2 separate regions of the Mus musculus genome follow, and region 1 is linked to region 2. Evidence: chromatin contacts called from ENCODE POLR2A ChIA-PET data. All regions are on one chromosome and are shown on one strand. Each heading gives the region's core, a stretch centred on a gene start or an enhancer-like site at or near the end of the contact. The rest is flanking DNA. Distances are from core to core; before and after follow the strand shown.

Region 1 (4,545 bases), core at 1,585-4,084, 330 kb before region 2:
CGAATCTTATTTTCTTTGGGCCCTGTGTATTAGTCAGGGTTCTCTAGAGTCACAGAACTTATGGATAGTCTCTAGATAGTAAAGGAATTTATTGATGATTTACAGTCGGCAGCCCAATTCCCAACAATGGTTCAGTCGCAGCTATGAATGGAAGTCCAAGGATCTAGCAGCTACTCAGTCTCACGCAGCAAGCAGGCGAAGGAGCAAGAGCTAGAGCTAGACTCCCTTCTTCCAATGTCCTTATATTGTCTCCAGCAGAAGGTGTAGCCCAGATTAAAGGTGTGTTCCACCACACCTTTAATCCCAGATGAAAGGTGTAGCCCAGATTAAAGGTGTTTTCCTTAAACTGGGAGATTCAATCTTCTGGAATCCATAGCCACTATGGCTCAAGATCTCCAAACCAAGATCCAGATAAGGATCTCCAAGCCTCAAGATAAGGGTCACTGGTGAGCCTTCCAATTCCGGATTGTAGTTCATTCCAAATATTGTCAAGTTGACAACCAGGAATAGCCACTACACCCTGGTTTTTAATAACTTCCTTGGACCTATCTTTCTTGCTCACTGTCTCCTACTCCCAGAGTAGAAATACCTCTACACACTCTTAGAATGCTTTCATTTGTATTTATCAGCCCATATTCTCATTAAATTCTAAGTTCCAACAGCCAAGGGCTAAGGCATTCTCTTATTTATTCCCTTCTTCTTGTTGTTGTTCCCTATAGCTAGCTTCCAGCTCTCTATCCTCCAGCCCAGCCTCCCCTGTGCTGGGATTATAGACTTTTACCACCATATCCTGCTGACTAATACATTTTTTGTTCATCAAGGCTTCTTCAACACAACTGTCACAGGAGGTATTCAGCCCTCCACACCCATGGACTTCACAACTGCAAACTCAACCAGGGGAAAAGGAATGGCCAATGTATTAAACAGATAGACTTTCTTTAGTTACAATGGCCTATATAACGTAACTACTGGCATACTACCTAAGCTGTAGTGGGCTTTTAAGTAATTAATCTAAGGATGATTTAAAGAGGATGTGAATAGTTGACATGAAAATAGTGTATCATTTTGAGCTTCAGGAACCAGTGCCCCAATTACTGTAAGGTGGTGGCAAGCCAATAAATAAATGTGTGCCACACAGATGAACTGTGCTGCAAGGAGGAGGTTATTTGAAATGCCAGGAACACATGACACAGCTTTAATCACAACAACCATTTCAGACAAGTAGTAAGGGGCTGGGACTTCAGGCTCAGAGAGATGAACATCTCTCTCTTTTTTTTTTTTTTTTTTTTGGTTTTTTGAGACAGGGTTTCTCTGTGTAGCCCTGGCTGTCCTGGAACTCACTTTGTAGACCAGGCTGGCCTCAAACTCAGAAATCCGCCTGCCTCTGCCTCCCGAGTGCTGGGATTAAAGGCGTGTGCCACCACGCCCGGCTGAGATGAACATCTCTTGCCCTGGACCACTCAGGCTATAAGTAGCACAGCTAGGATTCTAATTCTAATCAGTATTGCTCCAAAGCTTAAACTTTCCCCCTGCATGCCATTGCCCCTTCTTCCAGGGACATCAGCCACACTGAATTCAACACCACCTTAACTGAATATAGGCTCATCTTAACTGGTAACACCACAAAGATTCCATCTATAAATGAGGTCATGCTCAAGCTCTAATGAAGAGAAGTGTGGAAATGAGGGACTAATTCGACCCAGTTCAATGGACCATACGGTAATAATACTGTTAGACCATGATACTGCCCCACAGAGAGGGTGAGCCACACTTTGTATCCTATCTAGTACTCTCTTTAAGCTGATAAGCATTTAGTAGACCTGGGGGTGGAGTGTGAGAATGGAATTAGCCCCCAGAGTTTCAACTTTCTATCCAAAATAGCACCTTCAGTAAGCTGCTAAACTTAGGGCTGCTGCTCTAAAGCCTACAAATACAGACATTTCCTTTTGTTCTGTAGGTTGATGTTGGATATCCTAACCCAACCTTTCCAGATTCCAGTGGCCAAGTTACTAATGGACATTTCATCTGAACTCTGTCTCAGCACATCTCTTTGCAATCTGGAAGTATAGTGTTTAATATAAATGTCTGCTCCATTACAATGTTCTGAAAGCTATATGGTCAACTATTTTAGAAAGAGGCCAGGCACAGGATGTGAACTGTTCCCATTTTAGTTGTTACTGTTAGTAGTAGATGTGAGTAATAGGATATGGGTCTTTGATTCCAGATCAGTTCCTGGCACTTTGGAACCCTCAGAAAGAGATTTTTGGATCTAGAAAGAAAGAAAGAAAGAAAGAAAGAAAGAAAGAAGAGGGAAGAGAAAAAGAAGAAGGAAAGAAAGAGAAGGGAAGGGAGAAAGAGAGAAATAAAGTGAGAAAGAAAAAGGTTTGAATCAGCTTTGCTATTCTTGGACACGACTTTCAATCTGTACATGGAACGACGTAAGCTACAAACGCGGGGAGAAAGTGAGTTAAGTTCTAGCTGCCTTTAACACAAGGAAGGCGCTGCTCAGAGGATGAGGTCTGAGCTGCCAGTGGCAGCTACAATCCCGCCCCGGGGCAGTGGAGCGGGGCCTGAGCTCGGGCCGGGGTCGGCAGCACCGCGCGGGCCAGGACGAGGAAGAGCTGCGGCCGAGGGCGCCACCGGGCAGCGCGACACCTCACCAGTCCACTCACCCCTTGCCGCCAGCGCCTCCAGGCTTCGGCCGTTTTTTGCGCCGCTTGCGACCGGCCTCGGGACCTCCTTCCAAGCCAGCATCTGTCCCAGACAAGTAACGCTTCAGATACTCAGCTTTGGTGAGTGGCGGAGCTGCCGCCATGGCAGCGGCGAGGGCGGGGCAACAGCTCGGCGTGGGGGACAAAATTCTTCAACGCGAAACGGTAGGGGTGGAGCCAGAAGCGGAAGCTTTAGGACGGGGACTTTTTGAACTGCTGGACTTAAAGACTTGAGCCTTAAGAGGCTCCAGGGGAGAGTGCGTGCATCTCGGGCTGGCTGTGCTTTTCCTGAGACGACGAATCGGTGCAACAGCCTGCAGCCCACGCTGTCTCAGCTGAGAAGCCACAGGCCGATGTAACATGATCCTACCCTGGCAGCATCAGCGCCAGAGTAAGGAAGAACACCTGTATGAATGGTGGGACTTACCATAGCTGTACCACTAGGGGCACATTCTTGAGCAGCGTTTTAATAATGGACGCTGTACCAAACGTTTCAATTTCAATCACTTTTATTGCTATAAATACCTTTTGGTGGGAAGTCTGCTGGAAGAGGCTTCCGGGTACCATTTAGGGGAAGTCAAACTTGTGACTATAAAAGTTTGATAGGTTTTTATCAAACCTGTACTGACCTTCTCACCTTTGATATGTCTTTCTAAAAAATGATATAAACTCTTCCCAGTGAAATGGATTCGTGGTCAGTGTGGCAAAGAAACCAGGAAGATTCTGGAGTTTCTTCTATAAAGGGTTAAGTGTTTTATGACTTCTCACTTAACCCTCACAATTTTTTTTTCTTTCATCCAGCACCGAGGATTAAACCCAAGGCCTTTTGCACATGGTATGCAGGAGTTCTATAGAACTACATCCCCACTCTTTTGAATGTTGAAGATCTAAATTGCCTAAGCTGCCCCTGAATTTGTTAGCCTTCCTCCTCAGCCTCTCAAGTGGCTGGACACCATGACCTACCCTTCAGTTTTATTAGCCTCCTTTATAGATAATAAGAACTTTCGGGTAAGTACAGGAACCCACACATCTTCATACTGCCTGGCTCTAATTTTTGCTAGCAGAGGCCAAACAAGGATGGTGCTGGTTATCCAGTTTGAATTCGTTTTGTCTTGAATCAGGGTTTTTCTGTGTAGCCCAGGCTGTCCTGGAACTTCCTCTGTAGACCAAATCGGCTTCAAACTCATAGAACCACCTGCCTCTGCTGGGATTAAAGGTGTGTGCCACCCTGCTTTTCCAGACTGCTTTAAGCTGCATGAGAACAGCTAGACTCCACACAGGTGTACCTGGCTCAGAGCAGACAGGATGGCCTATTGGAGTGAATCAAATGCTGCCTCTACAGCAGCCACCTCAAGAAAGATTTGCTTAGGAAACTAAACTGGTTTTTCCTTCCTCATTTCTTTTCATGAAGACGGACTCTCACTGCATGGCCCAAGCTGTCCTCAGTCTCCTCGGAGCTGAGTGTGACTCAGTGTGACCCAGCTTAGTCTAGCACATGGTAATCAGTAAGGACATGAACGCAGAGGCGGGTGTCGTTTAAAGGCCATCACTTTAATGTGGCGTCTTCACCTGTGCCTGCTCGGCCCCTCCGACATCCTTCCCTGCTGAGTCAGTACTTCACATGCCCAGAGCCAGCAGAAACTTGTATTTCACTTCCCCAGACTTCAAAGGTCCAGCACTGGAGGTCAGAGAGCTGACAGGCAAACGGTGATGGCAGACCGCCTGGTGTTTCTGGGATTCTTCTCACGCCGACTTTAAAACCTCCAAAAGAAGGTCAAGGAGCACAGTAGGGCTGCAGCTGCCTCGTCCGTCAGCTGCTAATCTTGGGTGCTTA
Region 2 (4,425 bases), core at 1,419-3,918:
CAGACTTAATTCTTACCCGTAATCCCTCCCTTCTCCCAAAAAACGATGACCATGGCAGGCTGCTAATGAACCCTTCTGGGTTTTACTTGACCCGTTTGTACAATGACAAATTGCCCTGTTGCTGCTCCAGGACCTTGTTACCCAGACTAACCTGCACTTGGCACTCCTGTGCCACAGCCTCCCAAGTAGCTGGGATTTGTTGCTGCTCCTGCTGTGGTCTACTTCTTCAAACATGCTGTGCTTAAACAGGCCAGCTATAATTCTGCTTTTTACCCATTAATTTAGAAAAGGGCATAGTAGGTACTTATTAATAGTTGTGGGAATTCATAAATATTTATAGCTGGTAGTTGGAAGAATGTCCCCTTAGAAGACAGTCCAGACTGCTATAATCTTGTCAATGGATAGTACTCTGAGAAAGGGGGTACTAGCCTACATGCTCCTAGCCAGGACATCTGACAGCTTCAGGGTTGGCCATATTTTTTGTATAAAGATTTATTTATGTATTATGTGTAAGTACACTGTAGCTGTCTTTAGACACACCAGAAGAGGGCATCAGATCCCACATTACAGGTGGTTGTGATACCCCATGTGGTTGCTGAGATTTGAACTCGGGAGCTTCGGAAGAGCAGTCAGTGCTCTTAACTGCTGAGCCATCTCTCCAGCCCATTTTTTTTCTTTAAACACAAAATTTGTCTACAGAAATACAATACATCCAATTGTAGCACACGTTATTTATTTACTTACCATACTGGGGGTTTGAAGGGACTCTGACAGCTTGAGCTTGGTGAGCATGGCTTGGCAGGCCTTGCCCTTCTCCCCCATTTGTCTTTCTAAAAAGACATTATACATTCCTAAAGCTAGCCCCCAAGGTCTGTTCCTTAATTTAGCCAATCCTTTCACCTGAGGTTGATTACCAAGGTCCAGCTATCAAAGTGTTGAAGTCCAGCAATCAAAAGCTCCCTTTGGCTCGCCTAATTAACATGCCCAATTAAAATTAAACGCCTCATCCTAACATGGAGTTTCCCATTTTACCTTTATAAACCATCATTTCCCTATGGGCCACATTTGTCTCCTCTCTAGCCAGAGGCAGTCCTTTGTCCTCAAATACCCCTTCCCCTTCTCCCTCATCCACTGTCTCCTGTCTTTGTCTCATATTCCATGCCTTCTGTGGCAAATCAATCTTCCTTTGTGCTGAGAACTTGGTTTGGGGCTCCCTGAACCGATACTTTTCCTAACAGGATGGAACCCAAGTGTGTGTGTGTGTGTATGTGTGTGTCTGTGTGTCTGTGTGTGTGTCTGTGTTCTTTGTAATGACCTTTAATTACATATTGTGTATATGTGTATGTTTCAGAGGTGCTACAGCATGCATGTGGAGGGCGGATGACAACTTGCAGAGTCAGGTTTTTCCCCTCTTCCACCTTTTGGGTCCCAGAGATGGTCATCAGGCATCTTGGCAAGCACCCGCACCCACTGAGACACTTCATCCACCCTTGTACATGTGTGTGTGTGTGTGTGTGTGTGTGTGTATATATATATATATAATTTATTATTGTTCATGTGTCTGTGTGTGAAGTGCGCAAGCACATGTTGCCAGGTGTCTGTGGAAGTCAGAGAACAAATTTGTGGAGTTAGTTCTCTCCTCCCTGGTGTAGAGCTCAGGCCGGGCTTTCCATGGCAAGTGCCTCTTCCTGATAAGCCATCTCAGCTCGGTTCTTGTGCATATTTTCCTATTTATGTCTGAAGTTTGGATTATATACCACTTATATAATGTTATTCTTGAATTCCCTCCTTAGATGTCCCTTTGATGGTATTAAGAATCTATCTGCTTAACTTCATAGTAGTATCTCTGACCACCTCTTCCTTCACTGTGAACAAGCAGTTTCCTTTGAGCTTTCTCAAGATCACAGGGATGCAAATTGCTGTCCCCATATTTTATTTGTATTTCTTATTCGTAGGACACAGTCCCTGGAGTGGAATGACTGGGTTGAAGGGTATAGAGCTCTTTTAAGCCTAAGCCAAAACAGTTCCTCAGAAAGGTTTTTGCCAGTTGACAACGAAAGGTCAGAATCTTTCCGTGGGCTTTGTTCAAACAAACAAAGCAGTTTCTGCAGAGTAGGGACAGAGCTCACAGGTTGGAAGGCATCCTGGTTATGGTGCCCTGGTTCTGGTTATCCCCTCTACTGTGAGAGGGGAGCGGCCGCTGAGCTGCTCTCAGTGGGCAGGCGCTTTTATGAGCCAATGAGGGAAAAAGAATGATGCTGGGGTAATGATTTTGGAGCACAATTCCTGTCTTGAGCAAAGAAATCATCTGTCAGCAAGACCCTGCACTTACTGGGCTCTGTGAATCTTGCCAGCAATGCCAACACCCAGCAGTAGAGGTGGGAGGAGGATCAGGCGTTCAAGACTCTCCAAACTTACACGACCAGTTCCAGACCAGCCTGAGTTATGTGAGCCGTCTCAAAAAGCCAAAAAAACGCGGACCACAAAAGCAAGAATCCAATACTTAGTGATCCTTCGTGAAAAACCCAACTCCAGACGCTCACAGGACAGCGAAGGAAGGAGGCGGCGACGGCTGCGTGGGAAGTAGAGGCAGCCTGGCCCTTTAAATCCGCGTCGGTTTCCCATGACGTAAGCGGGCGGGCACAGCCCGCTGTTTACCGCGGCGCAGCTCCTGGTAGCTCCGAGTTCTGCGCCGCGTCCGCCGCCCTTAAAGGGCCCGCGTCCGGGAAGCCTTCGGGCCAGGGCCACCGCCGCCTCGGCTCTCCGGGCGCGAGCGGACGCCGGGTCTCCAGCCGGGCTGGGCCGGGCTGGGCCGGGCTGGGGTAGCGGGTCGCGGTGCCGCCCTCGCGAGCCGGGATCCGCGCGAGGCCCAGGAGCGGCTCCAGGGAGGGGACGCGTCCTATCTGAGGCCGGGGTTAAAGTTCTGGTCCCGGTGAGATGCTGGAAGCTGCTGCGGCAGCCGCAACGCGCCCGGTCGCCGTCCCGTCGCCAATCCCCGCCGTCCCGGGCCATGATCGCCTGGCGTCTGCCCTTGTGCGTGCTCTTGGTGGCCTCCGTCGAGAGCCACCTGGGGGCCCTGGGGCCCAAGAACGTCTCGCAGAAAGACGCGGAGTTTGAGCGCACCTACGCGGACGACGTCAACAGCGAGCTGGTCAACATCTACACCTTCAACCACACCGTGACCCGCAACCGGGTGAGCGCGGGACTCCACGGGCGGCCGAGCGGGTGGGCGCCCGGCCTGGACTTGATGCTGCCCCTTTCCTCTCCGCCAGCCTTTGAGCCGCCCTCCCCCTGCCAAGACCTGGTTTCCACCAGCATTCCCGGGCAGCTCCAGCGGGGCAGCTTGGGAAGTTCCCTGCCACCAGCTGTGATCAGGACCGGTCTGGTCTGCTCTGTGACCTGGCTCTCAATCTAGCTCTCAGTCTGTGAGGTCGGGGTGAGGGGAAAACAGGCTCCCAGCCTTGCGTGGCTCAGACAACTCCAGATGGGGCCAACTTAGAATTGAAAGAGCTCGGTCACAGGGAGGTGAAGGAGACAGACCTCCTTGCCTCAGAAAGCCAGCTGGCCTTGTAAGTTGAAGGTGACAAGATAAGGCCCTCGAAGGCTGAGTGGCAAGAGAAAAGGGAGTTTGTTTCTAAGACAGAACTATCTCCGACTTCTTACTCATTTCTTCCCAGTAGTGAAAGTAGAAAGAAGGCTGGCAGAGCTGGGCCCAGGCAGAGCACAGCCTGGGAGATTCTTGCTGCCTGGCTGTGTGGCCTGCCTAGCTCTCTTGCTCATTCTCCAAGGCCCGATCTGGATTGACTCGGAAGCACTGGAGTTGAGGAGGAGGCACCTGAGGCTTTCTTTGGGAGGGAGAGGAGTTTGGTTTCTGGCAGGCCATGATCAACCATCAGGATCCATTTCCTTGAAGTCTGATCTCCCCTTTTGAGTACCATTTCCAGGATCATCCCGGAAGTGGCACCTACCCCTCAGGGAAACGTTACCCCTAGATTTGGTTTCAGCAACCTAGTAACTAGTTGTCTGCAGTTGTGATTTCTTCACTTTTAAACGCCCACTGTCCTGTGTAGCTTTGTCCGCAGCAGAGAGGGTGGGTTATTTCTTTATTTTCTTAGAGAGGGTGAATCAAGGTTCAGATGGAAAGTCACTTCAGAGCTTGGCCCATGGTCAGAACTAGAGAGACAACTTGTATTTCGACACAGTTCCCTACACCCCTCCCTGCAGGGCTCTGGCCTCCAGAGTAGCAGTGGAACCGGAGCTTCTTGCTGCTTTCCTAGTTCATGAGGAAGAAGATTGAGGGCTTGAGGGCACGTCTTGATCTCCCGTGACAGTGTGTGCACAGGGACGTGTGTAGACACGTGTCTATAACATGTGTGTGCATGTGGGCTATCCTGGAACCTTCTAAGGTCTCCGCTGCATATCCCT

The links. ChIA-PET counts read pairs that join two places held with the same protein, here RNA polymerase II (POLR2A).
Region 1: POLR2A ChIA-PET joins it to region 2 with 10 read pairs in embryonic stem cell. The contact joins the promoter of Bud13 here to the promoter of Sidt2 in region 2. POLR2A ChIA-PET finds 5 or more read pairs at or near these places in 3 of 5 experiments (Patski and embryonic stem cell).

The regions. Positions count from the first base shown.
Region 1 is chr9:46,281,301-46,285,845 of GRCm38, reverse strand. It overlaps Bud13 (BUD13 homolog), which reads right to left and starts at 2,834. Exons shown (of 10, transcript NM_146000.2): 1 at 2,673-2,834. The coding sequence starts at 2,815. Zpr1 (ZPR1 zinc finger) reads right to left here. Exons shown (of 14, transcript NM_011752.2): 14 at 3,203-4,545.
Region 2 is chr9:45,953,492-45,957,916 of GRCm38, reverse strand. It overlaps Sidt2 (SID1 transmembrane family, member 2), which reads left to right and starts at 2,668. Exons shown (of 26, transcript NM_172257.4): 1 at 2,668-3,193. The coding sequence starts at 3,011. A830035O19Rik (RIKEN cDNA A830035O19 gene) reads right to left here and starts at 3,931. Exons shown (of 1, transcript NR_152206.1): 1 at 1,919-3,931.